2 separate regions of the Homo sapiens genome follow, and region 1 is linked to region 2. Evidence: chromatin contacts called from ENCODE Hi-C or POLR2A ChIA-PET data. All regions are on one chromosome and are shown on one strand. Each heading gives the region's core, a stretch centred on a gene start or an enhancer-like site at or near the end of the contact. The rest is flanking DNA. Distances are from core to core; before and after follow the strand shown. Region 1 overlaps HEATR5A (HEAT repeat containing 5A). Region 2 has its middle 76 kb from the start of HECTD1.

Evidence for each region. Hi-C counts contacts between places; a loop is a spot of excess contacts on that map. ChIA-PET counts read pairs that join two places held with the same protein, here RNA polymerase II (POLR2A). Pooled maps may share reads with other maps.
Region 1: a pooled map shows a loop between it and region 2 (2.3-fold over the local background). The contact joins two enhancer-like sites. A Hi-C loop is called at or near these places in 2 of 50 pooled maps. POLR2A ChIA-PET finds 5 or more read pairs at or near these places in 2 of 52 experiments (HCT116 and activated naive CD4-positive, alpha-beta T cell).

What each region holds. Positions count from the first base shown.
Region 1 is chr14:31,376,539-31,379,921 of GRCh38, forward strand. All of the region lies in intron 11 of HEATR5A (HEAT repeat containing 5A), which reads right to left. Among named protein-coding and RNA genes, the nearest start is that of HEATR5A, 42 kb to the right of the region's middle. Within about 2 kb of position 1,653, at least 2 of the 41 ENCODE cell types and tissues checked have a DNase peak (open chromatin) inside an H3K27ac peak, as active enhancers do.
Region 2 is chr14:31,282,154-31,285,179 of GRCh38, forward strand. No RefSeq gene overlaps it. Among named protein-coding and RNA genes, the nearest start is that of HECTD1, 76 kb to the left of the region's middle. Within about 2 kb of position 1,523, at least 2 of the 41 ENCODE cell types and tissues checked have a DNase peak (open chromatin) inside an H3K27ac peak, as active enhancers do.

The sequences.
Region 1 (3,383 bases), core at 403-2,902, 95 kb after region 2:
AAACACAACACACATACACGCACACTTTATGAGCCATCCACAGAAAGACAAGATATGGAGGAATCTGGAGATAAATCCAAGTTTTTTCATATGGCATCAGATAAACTGGGAAGTGTATCAAAAAAGGTTTAAGTGTGTAGCTTACATTCAAGGAATGAACATGTTTTGTGTTTACATTAGTTCATAGTGAAATAATGAAGAAAATTATAAATGGTAAAGGGAATGAAAAAAACAGAGAAGACATGTTTAAAATGCAAAGCAAAAATTAACAAAGCACTAAGATTGCTGTCTAAAAATCATTCCCAGCTGGGCACTGTGGCCCATGCCTGTAATTCAAGCACTTTGGAAGGGCAAGACAGGAGGATCACTTGAGCTCTGGAGTTCAAGATCAGCTGGGGAAACAGCAAGATCCCATCTCTACAAAAAAAATTTAAAAATTAGCTGAGTGTAGTGGTGTAAACCTATAGTCCTAGCTACTCATGAGGCCGAGGCAGGAGGACTGCTTGAGCCTGGCATTCAAGGCTGCAGTGAGCTATGATGGTGCCACTGTACTCCAGCCTGGGTAACATGGTGAGACCCTGTCTCTTAAAAAAAAAAAAAAAAAAAAAAATTCCATTTCCTACAAAAGGAATCAAGGCTCCTTGGAGAAACGGCTGATGGCAAGCCTAAGGCAGAAAATGTAGTGTAAAACCTGGGACATCTTGCATGCAAAAACACATTATCAAAGAATACTAGGTTCACGTTAAAAGGACAAATGAACCAACTTGAAGGGACTCCCAATGACCAAAGATGAGACAATTTGAGGATCGAAAGGAATAATGATCGCAAGTGATTAAAACATATAAATATATAAAATTCCATGAGCTCATAATGATACCTAAAAAAAAAACCTCACTGGTCCCCCCTGAAAGTTGCTATGATACTAACGCACTCTAAAAATTGATAATAGCCTGGGTGCAGTGGCTCACTCCTGTAGTCCCAGAACTTTGGGAGGTCAAGGAAGGCAGATTGCTTAAGTCCAGGAGTAACCTGCTTGAGTCCAGGAGTTTAAGACCAACCTGGGCAACATGACAAAACCCCATCTTTACAAAAAATTAGCCAGGCAGGGTGGTGCACACAGTCCCAGCTACTCAAGAGGCTGAGGCAGGTGGATCACCCGAGCCTGCGGAGGTCGAGGCTGCAGTGAATCATGATCGTACCACTGCACTCCAGCCTGGGTGACAGAGTGAGACCCTGTCTCAAAAAATAAATAAGCAAATGAATAAGAATAAAAATAGATAATAAAGGGAAAGAATAGTTAAGAAAAATGAATAAAACCCAAGAAAACAAAGTAATTAAACAAAACCTTAATTAAAACTTTTAATCCCTTTTTGTATGCTGATTATGCATATGCCGTAAAATATGATGTACAGGAGAAAGGACTTCTTGTTGTCTTCCTCCAACACAATTAGCTTGTTTTAAAAGCTCTTGTTTATCAAAATGCATTTATTAGGTAGTTTATTTCCTCCTTAATTCACCAGGAACTTCAATACGGCAGGCATGAACACCCAGCAATAAGCAAATAAAAGCTTGACTACATTATTCCCAGCACACTGTGAAATGATGATCTATGCTTTGGTCTAACAAACACTTTCTGTAAAGGGGCAGATAGTAAACATTTGAGGCTTTGAGAGCCACATACTTCCTGTTGCAATTACTCAACTCTGCCACTGTACACCTAAAGGTCACAGACAATCCACAAACAAGTGTGGTTGTACACAAATAAAACTATGAATGCTGAAATGTGACTTTCACATGATTCTCATGTATTACAAAATATCTTTTTTCCCCAACCACTAATAAATATAAAAACTGTTCTTAGCTCACAGGCTGTATAATAAATATTGGTAGTAGGCCAAATTTGGCTCCTTGAAGCTAAACTTGATCTAGTCCAATAAATCTCTTTAATCATCTTAAGAACACTACTTGGCCAGGTGCGGTGGCTCACGCCTGTAATCCCAGCGCTTTGGGAGGCCGAGGCAGGTGGATCACGAAGTCAGCACATCGAGGCCATCCTGGCTAACATGGTGAAACCCCGTCTCTACTAAAAAATACAAAAAATTAGCCAGGTGTGGTGGTGGGCGCCTGTAGTCCCAGCTACTCGGGAGGCTGAGGCAGGAGAATGGCATGAACCCAGGAGGTAGAGCTTGCAGTGAGCCGAGATCGCGCCACTGCACTCCAGCCTGGGTGACAAAGTGAGACTCCACCTCAAAAAAAAACAAACAAAAAAAAAAAACACTACTTAAAGTAGTTCTTCATTTATGATTGTTTATTCTAATTTAAGCTCCTTTAGGTCAAATTACTTTATAGGTGTCAAAATGATTTATCGGCCAAATCAGGTCAGTTGCTTTATTTTATTATTATTTTTTATTTTTATTTTTTGAGACGGAGTCTTGTTCTGTCACCCAGGCTGGAGTGCAGTGGCATGATCTCAGCTCACTGCAACCTCTGCCTCCTGGGTTCAAGCAATTCTCCTGCCTCAGCCTCCCCTGTAGCTGGGACTACAGGCACATGCCACCATGTCTGGCTAATTTTTGTATTTTTTTTAGTAGAAGCAAGATTTCACCGTGTTGTTGGCCAGGCTGGTCTTGAACTCCTGACCTCAGATGATCCGCCCGCCTAGGCCTCCCAAAGTGCTAGGATTACGGCGTGAGCCACTGCGCCCGAACTATTCATTTTTTGTTTTATTTTGAGAGGGAGTCTTGCTCTGTCACCCAAGCTGGAGTGCAGTGGTGCAATCTCACTTCACTGCAACCTCCACCTCCTGGGTTCAAGCAATTCTCCTGCCTCAGCTTCCCGAGTAGCTGGGACTACAGGCATGCACCACCATGCCCGGCTAATTTTTGTATTTTAGTAGAGATGGGGTTTCACCTTGTTGGCCAGGCTGATCTTGAACTCCTGACCTCAAGTGATCCACCCGCCTCAGCCTCCCAAAGTGCGGGGATTACAAGCGTGAGCCACCATGCCCAGCCTCAGCCAGTTGTTTTATATCTAGCTATAACTTGTATGACAACAGAGACTTAAAATATAGGTGTGATAGAGTAATAAAATTAAGTTTCATTAGCACCATAAGACTGGGCAAAAAATAAATAAATAAAGTTTTCAGTGGCTCATGCTTATAATGCCAACACTTTGGGAGGCCAAGGCGGAAGGACTGCTTGAGCCCACAAGTTCGAGACGAGCCTGGGCAACATAGTGAGACCCCATCTCTACAAAAAAAATTTTTTTAAATTAGCCAGGCATGATGTTGCATGCCTATGGTCCCAGCTACTTGGGAGGCTTAGGTAGGAGGATCACTTGGGCCCAGGAGGTCAAGGCTGCAGTGAGCCATGATCATGCCACTG
Region 2 (3,026 bases), core at 273-2,772:
TGGTGGCTCATGCCTAGCACTTTGGGAGGTGGAGGTGGCTAATCACTTCAGGTCAGGAGTTTGAGATCAGCCTGCCAACATGGTGAAACCCCTCTCTAAAAATACAAAATACAAAATTAGATGGGCATGGTAGTGCACGCCTGTAGTCCCAGCTACTCAGGAGGCTGAGGCAGGAGAATCACTTGAACCTGGGAGGTGGAGGTTGCAGTGAGCCGAGATGGTGCCACTGCACTCCAGCCTGGGCAACAAAGCGAGACTCAGTCCCCCGCCCCCCCCAAAAAATCCAGCCGTTCCTGAAGTCGTCACATGCCCTATCATACCTCAAAAGAAATTGCTTTGATTGGACGCGGCGTCTCACACCTGTAATCCCAGCACTTTGGGAGGCCGAGGCGGGCGAATCACCTGAGGTCAGGAGTTTGAGACCAGCCTGGCCAACATGGTGAAACGCCATCTCTACTAAAAATACAAAAATTAGCTGGGTGTGGTGGTGCATGCCTGTAATCCCAGGTACTCGGGAGGCTGAGGCAGGAGTATCACTTCAACCCAGGAGGCGGAGGTTGCAGTGAGCTGAGATCGTGCCACTGCACTCCAGCCTGGGCAACAGAGTGAGACTCCGTCTCAAAAAAAAAAAAAAAGAATTCATAACTACTCCATTATTCACACAATGAGATACGCTAAATAGGTTATCAAGAAAAAACAATGAAAACTTCCAATCTTTTAGAATAGAATGGGCTGGGCGAGGTGGCTTACACCTGTAATCCTAGCACTTTGGGAGGCCGAGGCCTGCAGATGGCTTGAGCCCAGGAGTTTGAGACCAGCCTGGGTAACACGGTGAACATTAGCCACCATGCCTGGCTAATTTTTATACTTTTAGTAGAGACAGTGTTTTGCCATGTTGGCCAGGGTGGTCTCAACTCCTGGTCTCAAGCAATCCACCCGCCTCAGCCTTCCAAAGTGCTGGCATTACAGGCATGAGCCACCATGCCCAGCCTATGGCTTCTTATTTGCTCAAAAAATACAGAATTCTTGAAATAGTAAGAATCATTTTTAAAATGTTTTTTTGAAATATGCTGTCTGCTTAAAGGGTGATATGTGCCCATCTCTACAAAAAATTAGCTAGACATGGTGATGCACGCCTGTAGTCCCAGCTACTCAGGAGGCTGAGGTGAGAGGATCACTTGAGCCTAGGGAGGTCAAGTCTGCAGTGAGCCATCATCATGCCACTGCACTCCAGCCTGGGCAACAGAGTGAGATCCTGTCTAAAAAAAAAAAAGAATTGTTCTAAATGGTTTAGGCATGTGCTTTCCTAGAGACAGGATCTAGGGTGATTTCTGGAAGTCCCAGTACTGTTAAGAATATAAATCTATCAACTAAGGGAACATATTCATTGTAGAAAATTCTACAAATTTTTTATACATCATTGAGAATCACAATGATCACACTATTATTGAAAAGAGAAAGCATCTGCAATGAAAACTGTAGCAAATGATGATAACTACAGCTGACTGCAGAATAGGAAGTGGAGAATAGGAACCACTTCTCATCTGATGTTGACTCACAATTGATCTGTTGACCACTGAAACAAAAGCATTTCCATAATTTAGAAAATCTATTTTTAAGGAGCTTTTGTGTTTAAACAAAGATCTAGATGATGTGTTTCTAGTACTTGACACCACTAGAGAGGGAAAGGATGTGGGAAGCCCAGTTACCCTGGCAATTCAGAGAGTGGTGAGCACTCCTCCAGCATTTGAATATAAAACAGAAGGCCCAAAACTTTCCCAAGAAAGCAGTAATTAACAGAGAAAACAGTGGGACTTATAGAGTTCATTGTTCAGCCGAGGCCATCAGTTTTGGTTGCACATGCACGTTTTCTTTCTGGGGCCACTTGTACTTCCTCCAATAATAGCACTAGCAAAGCTGCTTTTGCTGTGTCACCGGCATACTTTGCTGTTAAAAAATCTCATTTGTTTTGTTCTTTCTTGGAATATTTTATAAAGCAGTCTGCTATTTCTGACATGTGTGTGTGTTTCTGTGTCTTGTGTCTGTTTTTCTGCTTATAAAGTTTTTTGGCCTGTAGGTATTTTTCCAGGAAAAAGATTAAATTTTGATCCAATTAAGCAAAAACATTGTCAACAGCACTTTTTCATTGGCAGCAATGACCTCTTTTTTCATTTTTATGTTTTCATTTTTTTGACACAGTCTTGCTCTGTCTCCCAGTGGCGCGATCTCAGCTCACTGCAACCTCCACCTCCCAGGTTCAAGTGATGCTCCTGCCTCAGCCTCCTGAGTAGCTGGGACTACAGGCATGCACCACCTCGTCAGGTTAATTTTTGTATTTTTTTGTAGAGACAGAGTTTCACCATGTTGGCCAGGCTGGTCTTAAACTCTTGGCCTCAAGTAATCCACCCACCTCGGCCTCCCGAAGTGTTGGGATTACAGGCGTGAGCCACCGTGCCCAGCCTATGACTTCTTACTATCTCAAAAAATACAGAATACTTGGAATAGTAAGAATCATTTTAAAAATGTTAATTTTTTGAAATACACTCTCTACTTAAAGGATGATATGTGGACACAGGAATTTTCCTCAAGTAGACTGTGGAATTATAATTTTATAATGCCCCAGTTGATAGCGCAGGAGTCCTAACAAAAGAGAAAAACAATTAAAGGAAGCTACACTTTTCAATTTATGCAACCTGGATTGTATTTGTGGTCTATACTGGATATGTTCCAGTTCTATATCACAATACAAAATTTCCTCAAAGCTAACTAGCCCAGACATCAATTAAATAGGCTGGTAAACAGATAGGCCAACATGGGTATAATTCATTAATTGATCACTGCCAGCCAGCCAGCCGTTAGATAACTATATTTCTAGCAAACAGAGATAATTTCTCCTGAATAATTGAGGTCTTGCAAGAGTTAACAAATTAGGCTGGGTGTGGTGGCTCATGCCTGTGATCCCAGCACTTTCGGAGGCCTAGGCGGGTGGATCACTTGAGGTCAGCAGTTCGAGACCAGCCTGGCCA